Linked DNA regions of Homo sapiens: region 2 is linked to region 1. Evidence: read pairs that join two places in POLR2A ChIA-PET (ENCODE). Cell type or tissue: GM12878. All regions are shown on one strand. Links, peaks and the distances in the headings refer to the core of each region. The heading gives the core; the rest is flanking DNA.

Evidence for each region. ChIA-PET counts read pairs that join two places held together with the same protein. Peaks named below come from ENCODE experiments on the same cell type or tissue, not always from the same donor. Only the 100,000 strongest peaks of a DNase experiment are listed, where the experiment ranks them.
Region 2: POLR2A ChIA-PET joins it to region 1 with 5 read pairs; 2 of 35 experiments call an interaction of 5 or more read pairs at or near these places.

Annotation. Positions count from the first base shown.
Region 1 is chr2:25,786,878-25,792,936 of GRCh38, reverse strand. All of the region lies in intron 5 of ASXL2 (ASXL transcriptional regulator 2), which reads left to right. Among named protein-coding and RNA genes, the nearest start is that of ASXL2, 89 kb to the left of the region's middle. In GM12878, for the core only: no CTCF peak of the experiment used is centred there; a DNase peak (open chromatin) is centred at 2,822.
Region 2 is chr2:25,583,446-25,589,504 of GRCh38, reverse strand. All of the region lies in intron 6 of DTNB (dystrobrevin beta), which reads left to right. Among named protein-coding and RNA genes, the nearest start is that of DTNB, 87 kb to the left of the region's middle. In GM12878, for the core only: no CTCF peak of the experiment used is centred there; a DNase peak (open chromatin) is centred at 2,594; H3K27ac peaks cover 857 bases.

The DNA.
Region 1 (6,059 bases), core at 1,174-5,173:
TAATATTAAGCTTTAAAAAAAAAAATTTATCAGCCGAGTGCGGTGGCTCACGCCTGTAATCCCAGTACTTTGGGAAGCCGAGGAGGGCAGATCACGTGAGTTAAGGAGTTCAAGACCAGCCTGGTCAACATGGTGAAACCCCTTCTCTACTAAAAATACAAAAATTAGCTGGGTGTGGTGGCGCACACCTGTAATCCCAGCTACTCGGGAGGCTGAGGCAAGAGAATCACTTGAACCCAGGAGGCCTCGGAGGCTGCAGTGAGCCAAGATCACGCCACTCCACTCTAGCCTGGGCGACAAAGTGAGACACTGTTTCAAGAAAAAAAAAGAAAAAAATTATTTACTAGATTACTCTTTGGGTTTCTTTTATGTAATGATTTTTGTTTTTTTGTTTTTAATCAAATAATAGTAACTCGATCTTTTGATCAGAATTTGTTAATCTTTTATTTCTATATGTTTATGTAGAAGCAAGCATTTTTGTTTCTAATTAGACAAAAAAATGTGTTGTTAAGAATTGTTTTAATCTGTTGAGCAGTCCACATTGGAGGATAAAGTTATAATCCTAAAAAGTGTTGTTTAAGCCATTAGTTTATTGATAACAACCAAAGTAATATCTCCGTTTAAACTACTTGTTAGGCAGGCTGTGGTGGCTCACACCTATAATCCCAGCACTTTGGGAGGCCAAGGTGGGAGGATCACTTGAGCCCAGGAGTTTGAGGCCAGCCTGGGCAATATAGTGAGACTCCTGTCTCTACAAAAAATAAAAAGTAAAATTAGCCGAATGTGGTGGTGTGTGCCTGTAGTCCCAGCTACTTGGTAGACTGAGGCAGGAGGATTGCTTGAGCCCGGGAGTTCAAGGCTACAGTGTTCTATAATGGGACCACTGCATTCCAGCCTAGGTGACAGAGCGAGACCCTGTCTCAAGAAATGAATGAATAAACAAGCAAAGAAACTACTTGTTACACTCATGCCTTCTCCAGTCTGTATTATTTGCCAGGTATTTGGGAAACAAATTTGAATGAGGTGTCAACCCCACCCTTAAAGTTGTCTCAGCATATCTAGAGGGATAGAAAAATAAGTAGATAATTAGCACATGACTTCATAAATCACATGTGTTTATATTTATCATGTTATGACAGCATTAGAGAAGGGATACTAAGTTAACTTTGCCTGGGTTACTAAGTATTAGCTATAAAAGTTCTAAGATACTATTCTTCTCTGGAGAGTTTAATCACTAGGGAAGACAGGATGTGTTATGGAAAGAAAACATATATAAAGGCAAGAAGATGAGAATGTATATAGTGTTTTCAGGAAGCCGTAAGAAGATAAATGTGGCTGGGAGAGGGGATTTGTGGAGGGAAAGAAATTTGGATCATATGGTTAACCTTTAGTGATAGTCTTATTATTTACAAGATATTTGTTGTACAAAGTTCCTTTTTTTTTTTTTTTGAGACGGAGTCTTGCTCTTGTCGCCCAGGCTGGAGTGCAATGGCATGATCTCGGCTCACTGCAACCTCCCCATCGTGGGTTCAAGCTATTCTCCTGCCTCAGCCTCCTGAGTAGCTGGGATTATAGGCGCCCGCCACCACACCTGGCTAATTTTTATATTTTTAGTAGAGACGGGGTTTTGCCATGTTGGCCAGACTGGTCTCGAACTCCTGACCTTGTGATCTGCTTGCCTCGGGCTCCCAAAGGGCTGGGATTACAGGTGTAGGCCTCCACGCCCGGCCTCACAAAGTTTCTTAGGAAAATTAAGGTATAGATAAGAGAGAGAATGGAGACACTGATGACTCTTCCAAATTTTCATAGCCAGACACCAGGAAGATCAAGACTGTTTATAGGCTGGGTGTGGTGGCTCACACCTGTAATCCCATTACTTTGGGAGGCCGAGGCAGGAGTATGACTTGAGCCCCGTAGTTCAAGACCACCTTGGGCAACATGGTGAGACCTTGTCTCTAAATAAAAAACAGCTGGTTTTGGTGGTGCACACCCGTAGTCCCAGCACTTTGGGAGGCCAAGGTGGGAGGATCACTTAAGCCTAGAAGTTTGAGACCACAGTGAGCTATGATGATGCCACTGTATTCCAGCCTGAGTGACAGAGAGAGACCCTGTCTCAAAAAAAAAAAAAAAAAAAAAGACAAAAAACTGTTTATTGACTCTTTTTTTGTTTGTTTCATATTTTTGTTCATTAAGTTTCTGAGTTAATAAACTAGCGTCTTTTGTTTTTCTGCTCACTAGTGTTTAAGTTAGCTCTGTTTCTCATCACTGGTATATAAGCTAAAATTTATTTTTGTTTTGCTTTTGAAAACCATTTGTTGTAGGTAGAATACTTCCTTGGTGTAGGATGACGTTAATTGGTGACATTAATTGGTTTCATTTGAAGTAAAACTGGTAATAGAGAAGTATAAGGGATTATTTTTCTATAAGTACCACTTTGTGAGAAAAGACTATAAACAGGGTCTTGATATAGTTAAAATAAAGCTTTAATTTTTTTCCTTTTTTTATGTTTTTTTTTAACCAAGGTCTTATTTTTAATAGTTCTGTTTTTGTTTTTTTTTTTAAGATGTAGTCCTAGGAAACCTTGCTCATGCGCTTCTCACACCCCCCCCACCCCCACCCCGCAACTGCGACTCATATCACCACCACCTCAGTTAGCTAGTTTATTCTCAAATTATTCATCATCAAGGACCAATTTTTTTCCTCTAGTCCATTGTGGACTCAGAATGACCCAGCAATGTCAAATTTCTATGAAAGTACCTAAATGTTCTTGCTTTCATGCTTATCTTGTCACAGACCAGTCTGTGGACATTTGAACAGCAATAGTTTAGATGATTTTTCAGCTTTACTTTAAAAAAGGGGGAGAGGGTGCCAAATTTTATCTTTAAAGGAGAAACTATATGAAATGATCTTGTCCCTTTTTTAAAAAATTCAGAACAGAAAATAACCCCCATCTCCCTAGTAAATAATTAACTATTACGATGCTTCATCAGCATTGTGAAAACATCCTGTCATCTCCAAATCGCTACTGGTCCTTTCTCAAAAGTAACCACCGTCCTGATTTCTGTCAGTTTGGGTCACTTGCCTATTTTTAAAATTTTAAATTAGATTATAATATATATGGATGAAGTACTATTTCTCTGAAATGCTTGGAACCAGAAGTGTTTTGGAGTTTGGATTTTTTCAGATTTTGAAACATTTGCATTATTTGGGTTGGGCATCCCAAATTCAGAAAGTTCAAAATCCAGAATGCTCCAATGAACATTTCCTTTGAGCATCGTGTTGGCACTCAAAAATTTTCTGATTTTGGGCATTTCATGTTTTCTGATTTGGAATGATCAGCTTGTATTCATTAAAGTACACGTAAGTATACAGCTTGTTGGATTTTCACAAACAGAACAGTACTATGAACTATCAACCAGATTAAGGAGCAAAATATTGCCCTAGTATCTCTCCCTGAGCTCTCTTCTGGTCACACCCATTGCTCCAAAATAACCACTCTAACAACTTCCAATAGCATAAACAAGACATGTCTAGAACAGAATAATGTCCAGAGAAATTTTTAAACTTACATAATCAAGTCATACTTAAATAATTTTTTGCTATTACATTATTTGCATGTGTGTAAGAATCATTCACCTTCTGGTGTGTAGAAATACATCAGATTCTTAAAACTATATAGAGTGGTTATTTTGGGGCAATGGGTATGACCAGAAGGGAGCTCAGAAAAACCCATAGCATTAATAAAAAAAATTGAACTGCAGAAAATGCAGTAATATATTTTTTAAAAAGTCAGTAGAACTAAAATGGATCTATAGATTCAATGGAATCCTAACCAAAATCATAGTAGGTTGATGGGAGAGGGGACATGTGGAAACTGACAAGCTGCTTCTAAAATTTACATGAAGATGAGATCAATCAGAAAAGCCAAGAAAATATTAAAGAACAAAATGGAAAGAATTAAACTATTAAATATCAGGATTAATCATAAAGCTAGGTAATTTTCTAAAGAAAAAAACATACTGGGTACATTAAGAAGTTGCATTCATCAAAACGTAACTTTAAGAGAGTGAAAAGGCAAGCCACAGAGAAGTTATTTGGAATAAATATATGCAACAAAGGAATATATGAGGAACTCCTACAAGTTAGTAAGAAAAAGAGAATTCATAGAAAAATGGGCAAAGACTAGAACAAGCATTGCACAAAGAAGATATCAAAATGATTAATAATGAAAAGGAGTCCAATTCCGTTAGTGACCACAGAAAGGCAACTTATAACCACATGCGATACTATTACACACCCACCAAAGTCCAAAATTAAAAAGACTGATGGTACCAACTGCTAGTGATCATGTGAAATAACGGGATTCTTATACACTGGTGGTAAGAATTTAAACTAGTACAACTAGTACAACTACTTTGGAAAACTGCTTGTCTGTCCATAGTATAGCTAATTCTACTCTGGTGTATATACCCAACAGAAAGGAGTACAAAAAGAAATTTTTTTAAAAAGTAGAATTAATTGTAATAGGCAAAAAATAAAAATAACCTAAATGTTCATCAAAGATAGGATAAATGAATTTGGGTACTGGTGGATGTTTATGCAATGAAAATACTATATACACACAGAGAGGAAACTGTCTTCCTGTATATGCATGTGCGTGTGCACATTTTAATGATAACTTTATTCTTTTATCTTTTACATTTAGATCTATAAACCATGTGGAATTTTTTTGTATTATGTGAGATGAGGATCATCATTTTATTCCTTTCACCCCGTAGGGATATCTTAATTACCTAGCACCCTTTTTTGAAGACTTCTTTCATTTACTTTATTGCAGTGTTCTCTGTCATAAGTCAATTGACCATATAGTTATGGTTTGGTTTCTGGACTTTGCTTTGTTCTGTTGTGTTTTGTCTTTCCTTGTAACAGTACCACCCTGTTTTAATTACTTTAGCTTTATTATTAATCCTGATATCTAATAGTTTAATTCTTTCCATTTTGTTCTTTAATATTTTCTTGGCTTTTCTGACTGATCTCATCTTCATGTAAATTTTAGAAGCAGCTTGTTAGTTTCCACATGTCCCCTCTCCCCTCAACCTGCTATGATTTTGGTTAGGATTGCATTGAATCTATAGATCAGTTTTAGTTCTATTGACTTTTTAAAAACTATATTACTGCATTTTCTGCAGTTCAGTTTTGTTCATTAATGCTATGGATTTTTCTGTCTTACAGGTCTTTGCACACTTCTTATCAGATTTATTCCTTGACATTTTTTATTCTGTTGTGAATGGCTTTAACTTTTTTTACTTTATAATTGTGTGTTGCTGATATATAGAAATACAGTTTTTATAAATTGACTGTGTCTTTGAAGTGTCTAGGATTTTACCTGATTTGTAAGTAAACAAAGCGATTAGCCTCTCATGGATTTTAACAGAAGAAACAAGAATCCTGGGTCATAGAAAAAGTACTGTATTACCCATGATAGAGTAAGCAATATGGCTACCAGCATACTTTTCGTGTCAGCTTTCCCTTACCCCAAGACTCACAGGTGATGAGATACAGGCCCAGGTGTATCCTATTCCTGCAGTGGGTTTGCATCTCAGCCAAGAAACATTAGTTTGAGGGATTCACTGCTTTTAGCAGAAGCAAGCATATTTTGCCTGGGAAGAGACATTGCCTCATCTCATGGTTGCTCTGCAACTGCAAACATAACCCTGAAAGATGGCTCAGGTAAAGAGTGTTCTGGGACTTAAAACATTGTTTGCATTCCTCGTGTGTATACACAACAGCACTCGGGGCCTGTGGTGGATTTCCTCTCTGAATATTGACACTGGATGTAACAACATTGCAAAATTAATTTTTAAAATATATTAGTTTATACATAGTTTTATGATTGTCTACTTATACAAATATGTAATTTATGAATAATGGCAATTTTCTTTTTCTTTTTTTTTTTTGCCATTTTGTACCAGCCAGGACTTACAGAAAATAGTGGAACAGACATGGTACTATCAATTATCCTTTTCATTCTCTACCTTTAAGGTAAAGCTTTTAATATT
Region 2 (6,059 bases), core at 979-4,978, 200 kb after region 1:
GGAGGCTGAGATAGGAGAATTGCTTGAACCCAGGAGGCAGAGGTTGCAGTGAGCCGAGATGGCACCACAGCACTCCAGCCTGGGCGACAGAGTGAGACTCCATCTCAAAAAAAAAAAAAAAAAAAAAAAAAAAAAAAGAAAAGAAAAAGAAACCTGAATAAGCAAAGAATGGAGAGAAAGGGAGAAGTGAGCAGATAGGAAAGTAGACACACTCTTACAATCAGTGTATGCAGGAGATACTGTTGATAACACTTTATTGGGCACCATGCCACATTTCCCTTGATTCACGGAGGCAGTGGCAATTGTATAAAAATGGGATTATACTATTGCTGGTTAATTTTAAGAATAACAACAATATTTCATGCCTGGAGGTGTCCTCCGATTGCATTTGACAAAATATTCTCTCCAGCTATGTAGCGAAATGATTTTTCTCCTCACTTTGAAGTGAGATGTCTTTTGGATGTTCTGACTTTGTTTTCCTGGACATTGAATAGAGTTTGGCAAGCATTGCCTGGCAGGTGTATCTATATTTGTTATTTCATAGGTATTCTAATTAAGGAGATTTTATAATCTCCGTTAGCAACCCTTTGCTACTGTGTACTTTGGTGTGGATTAGTAGTGTTTCATTGATTTGAAGACACTTTTTCATATCTTAATATTTCTGATGTTGAGATATATAGCCAATGATACCTCACAATTGCAGTTGGTTAGGCAGTGGTTATGATGGGCTGTCATTTCCTGCACATGTGTGAACTTGATCATAGCTGATCATTTGTTGTCACTTCAACTGAGTTGTATCCACTTTTGGCACTACATGTGTTGTCATTTAAAATGTCCTCAGAGGCCAGGCACAGTGGCTCACGCCTGTACTCCCAGCACTTTGGGAGGCCGAAGCAGGTGGATTATGGAGTCAAGAGATCGAGACTATCCTGGCCAACATGGTGAAACCCCGTCACTACTAAAAATACAAAAATTAGCTGCGCGTGGTGCGTGCGCCTGTAGTCCCAGCTACTTGGGAGGCTGAGGCCAGAGAATCGCTTGAACCTGGGAGTCAGAGGTTGCAGTGAGCCGAGATCATGCCACTGCACTCCAGCCTGGCAATAGAGGGAGACTCCGTCTCAAAAAAAAAAAAAAAGTTCTCGGAAGAGAGTATACTGTGATTTGGCATTAAAGACAATGTTGTTATAAATGCAGAAAGGTGTGGACAGAATAGAGGGGAATACACTGGATGTTAGTAAAACAAATATTCAGCATTGGAGGAATTCCATATTATTTTGCAAAGCAACAACCAGGTGCTTTTTAGAGCCTTTTTTTTTTTAAGGAGGCTTTATAGAGCCTTTTTAAAAAAGAGGATATCCCCAAATAGATGAAGCTGTATTTTTTTATTACTGAGATATAACCAAAATAATTTATTGTCACACTAAAGCATTGCATCTGAAGGTAGACCAAACTGCCAAGTTCCCCTGAATAGATGAAAGGAATTTCAGTTCATCAAGAGGCTGGTGTGACCAATTCACATGTCACGAAGGATTATGCTTAATTAAGTCATTGAGTTAGTTAAATTGGCTGAGTGCTTTTCTTTCTTAGGGGTAGAAAAAAAAATAATGGTGTGTCTTACAAGTGATCTTATAAGTGCATCTTAGATGGGATGAAATGCAGGGTGTAGAATGGGTTTTATTATGATCAGGTCTCTATAGTAATGAGGCCTGTCTCACTAGCATACTTAGATTGAACAAAATTGTAGAGACCTAGAAGTGAGATTTTATTCTAGTTGGGCCTGTGAAGGAGAGAGTGTCTTACTAAATGAATCCTTACATAGAAATGACAAGTGGCTTCAAGATTGTTTTCTTTTTAGAAAAGGATTTTTGTTAGCAGTACTTGCTGTCCACATGCTCTAGGAAAGCACCCCTTCCCCCCGCTTCCCCACTGATGATTCATGAGCTGAAAGAAGTTCCCCAGCCTGTGGGGTGTGGGGCTGTCGGTCCAGGTCATTCTTGGTGTTCATTGGTGGCACAGTCCAGTGTGCAGTCCCATTCTGGACTTCCAGTGTCCCCTCTGCCTTACTGCTTTATGTATGACTAACTAGTATTCAAGTAAAGCAGAAAAATTCATCACCCAAAAAACGAAGGACCCTGGTCTTCTCGTCACTTTATTCAGTGGCTCAATGGCAGCCTAAGGAAGAGGAGTGTGCTTTCTCAGATGTTGGTTTTATTATTCCTTTTAATCATAAGCAAATTTGAGTTTAAATCATCATTTTGCAATACAGTTCTGTTGATGTCCTTATTTTTCATAAAAAACTCGACTCACTCCTCATTGCCTGCTGGATAAGCTGCTTAGCATGACGTTGTGGCTCTCAGCAGTCGAACCACAGTCTACCTTTTCACCGCCATTCCTGATTGCTCCCGCTCTACCCCATCCCTCTCCTGTTCCTACCCTTAGCATACCATGGGATCTTTTTAGCTGTTGCCACAGGGCCATGGGGTTGCACTGTTTACATCCCCCTCAGTGTTGTGCGAGAGCATCTGTGTCTCCACAGCCTTGCCAGCAGCACATGTTCCCACACTTGAATTTTTGCCAATCTGATGGGTGAGAAATGTTATCTCAGTGTAGTTTTGATTTGCATTTCTCTTGTTTTGAGTAACCTGTTTTGAGTGAGTCAAAGCAGTCAAACTTTTTGTCTTTGTTTATATTCTTAGTTCTCACTGAAATGCCAGTAACCCCTGACTTTCTGTCTCTCCTCCAAAAAAGGCTTCAGATTCCACATCCTAGCAAAAATATGCCTTCTTCTTTGATGTTTTTAATCTTTCATCTTAGGATTGTGTCCTCTTCTCTACTTCCATGACATGTTACCTACAGCTCAGTTATGCCCTGAAGGGAGGGACCTTGCTCTCCTTCAGCTTTCCATCCCCAGTGACTGACAGTGTCTGGAAAACGATCGATACTATTTCCTGGATTAATTGAATGATTTTTTAAACTTTTTTTTTTTTTTTTTTTGGAGACAGAGTCATGCTCTGTCGCCCAGGCTGGAGTGCAGTGGCGCAATCTCGACTCACTGCAACCTCCACCTCCTGAGTTCAAGCAATTCTCCTGCCTCAGCCTCCCGAGTAGCTGGGATTACAGGTGCCCACCACCGCACCTGGCGAATTTTTGTATTTTTAGTGAGATGGGGTTTCACCATGTTGGCCAAGCTGGTTTCAAACTCCTGACCTCAAGTGATCCGCCTGCCTCAGCCTCCCAAAGTGTTGGGATTATAGGTGTGAGCCACCGCACCTGGCCGCCCGTGCTTAATGAAGCATTTTAAGTTAAGTATGACATGAGAAAATTAGTAATTTTGGTTTGAATTCTAATGAAAGCTTAAACTTCATAATGTATTTGCATCCTCGTTTTCACTGATATTATTCCATGATTTTTTCAAAGGAAATAATCTTTGCAATGAGAGAAATATAGTATTTCAGAATATTTGAAGTTTTTCTAATCTTTCCTTTATCCATAACAAATAAAAATATCTCTAAGAAAAAGCAGAGTAACATTATATTATTTTGTCATTATAAATTACTCTTATTTTCAAAGTCCAAAATAAATCTGTGATGTGGGGAAATTCAGTGTGAAAATAATTGAAAGACTGCCCCTTTCAGTTACAACAACTCTGTAACTCTGATTAATGTATGTTTGCCCTTGTCAGATAAAATATCTCTGTAACTATACTCAGAAGTTTGCATAAAAATGTTTTAACCTGAAAACTTTAGAAGTGTCCCTTTCAAGACAGTTAACTAAATGTCATACATCATTTAAATGATAAGGCAATGGGTAAATATTTCTATGTTGCACATTATAGGAGTTTTTGTTGGAAATGATGAAGTTGGAGACTGTAGCAATGATGATCTATAGCTAAATTATTTTATTTTCTCATGTTATTTTATTGATACTGGATTTTTCATTTTTAAGGGGTTACTCCTCTCCCCTTTTAAAAATGGGAAGAGGTAGTCAAGGGTGGAGGAAGGGAAGTGAGAATGGCATGTAGGGTAATAGTTGTCAGTCTAGATTAGAATAACAAAGAGCAACAAACAAACGCTTGTTTCTAAGAAAAAATATGAGACTGCATACAGTGATAAAAGCAGTCTCAGTGTTTTATAGAGGGAGGCATAAATCATGGTGGTTTCGCTCAGTGGATCAGGCAGCTGTTAAAAGGATTAGAAATGAAGAATTTGTACAAAACAAGATGTTTAATAGAACGTTAAGTGAAAAAACAGATGATGTATTCATATCTATTCTGTTCACAAGTATGTAGAAATATATATACATCTGGAGGGAAATAGAGAAAAATGAGAATTGTGGGAATGCATGATTTGCATTTTATTATAGTTCATATTAATATTAAGCTCTTAAAAATAAGGAGAAATGCAAAGAATGTGTTCAACTCAAGAGCAAAAACAAAATAAAAAGATAGGGGACAAAAAGAGCCAACCTGCCTTTCATAAAATTATTTATTGAGTCATGGAATTTTAGAGATGGGAAGCCTCTCCTAACAGGTCTCAAAATTTTTGGTCTCAGGACTTCATTATACTGTAAAAATTATTGAGGACCCCAAAGAGCTTTTATTTATATGGGTTAAGTCTGTCAGTATTTCCATATTAGAAGTTAAAATTGAGGCTGGGCATGGTGGCTCACGCCTGTAATCCCATCACTCTGGGAGGCCGAGGCAGGTGGATCACGTGAGGTCAGGAGTTCAACACCAGCCTGGCCAACATGGTGAAACCCCGTCTCTACTAAAAATACAAAAATTAGCTGGCCATGGTGGCACACGCCTGTAGTCCCAGATACTTAGGAGGCTGAGGCAGGACAATTGCTTGAACCTGGGAGGTGGAGGTTGCAGTGAGTCAAAATCGAGCCACTGCACTCCAGGCTGGGCAAAAGAGTGAGACTCTGTCTCAAAAAAAAAAAAGTAAAATTGAGAAATAAAAGAAAACTAAGTCACTTAAAAATAATGATGAACCTATTATATGTTAACATAAATAACATTTTTATGACAAATAACTATTTCAAAACAAAAATTTAATGAGAAGAGTGCCATGGTTTTGTATTTTTGCTTATCTTTAATATTTGCCTCTATAGAAGACACATGGATTCCCATGTTTGCTTATCCATTCAATCTGTTGTGATATGCTCTTTTGGTTAAAATTTGGAAGAAAATTTGGCCCCGGACAGCTATATAGTTGGGAAAGGGAGAGTCTTTTAGTAGCCTTTTTAGATAATTGTGGCTTCGTCACATTGTCTCTGGAAAACCCCACTGTACACTCTTCAGAGAATTAGATTGAAAAAGACCAATAATGTCTTAGTATTATTATGAAATATTCCAAAGCTCCGTGAAACTCCATGAAAATGTTTAAATACCTTCCAGGGGTTCCCTGATGACACTGAGAACTGCTATTTTAGCCCTTGAAAGATGAGAAAACTGAAACTCAGAGATGTTCAGTGATTTTCTCCAGATCACGTGGTTGGTGGAAGACAGAGTGCTTGGACATGGCTCTGCTAGTTTCATTCCTCATGTTTTTGGAAAACGTCATATATGGTGTGACTTTAGGACAATTTTTGGAGATTGATCCTAAGTTTATTTATGAGGGTCTTCAGAGATATCAAAATCTAATTCTACCTTGTCATCTTGAAGATTAAAAAAAAAAAACTCCATGATTGGGTGCAGTGGTTCACGCCTGTAATCCCAGCACTTTGGGAGGCTGAGGTGGGTGGATCATGAGGTTAGGAGATCGAGACCATCCTGGCCAACATGGTGAAATCCCATCTTACTAAAAATACAAAAATTAGCTGGGCGTGGTGGCGCATGCCTGTAATCCCAGCTACTCGGGAGGCTGAGGCAGAAGAATTGCTTGAACCAGGGAGTCGGAGGTTGCAGTGAGCCAAGGTTGCGCCACTGCACTGCACTCCAGCCTGGCAACAGAGCGAGACTCTGTCTCAAAAAACAACAACAACAAAAAAAAAACACAAAAACTCCATGGTAGGCAAATCAAAACTTTTTAGAGAAAGTAGTATTAGAATTATAAGTG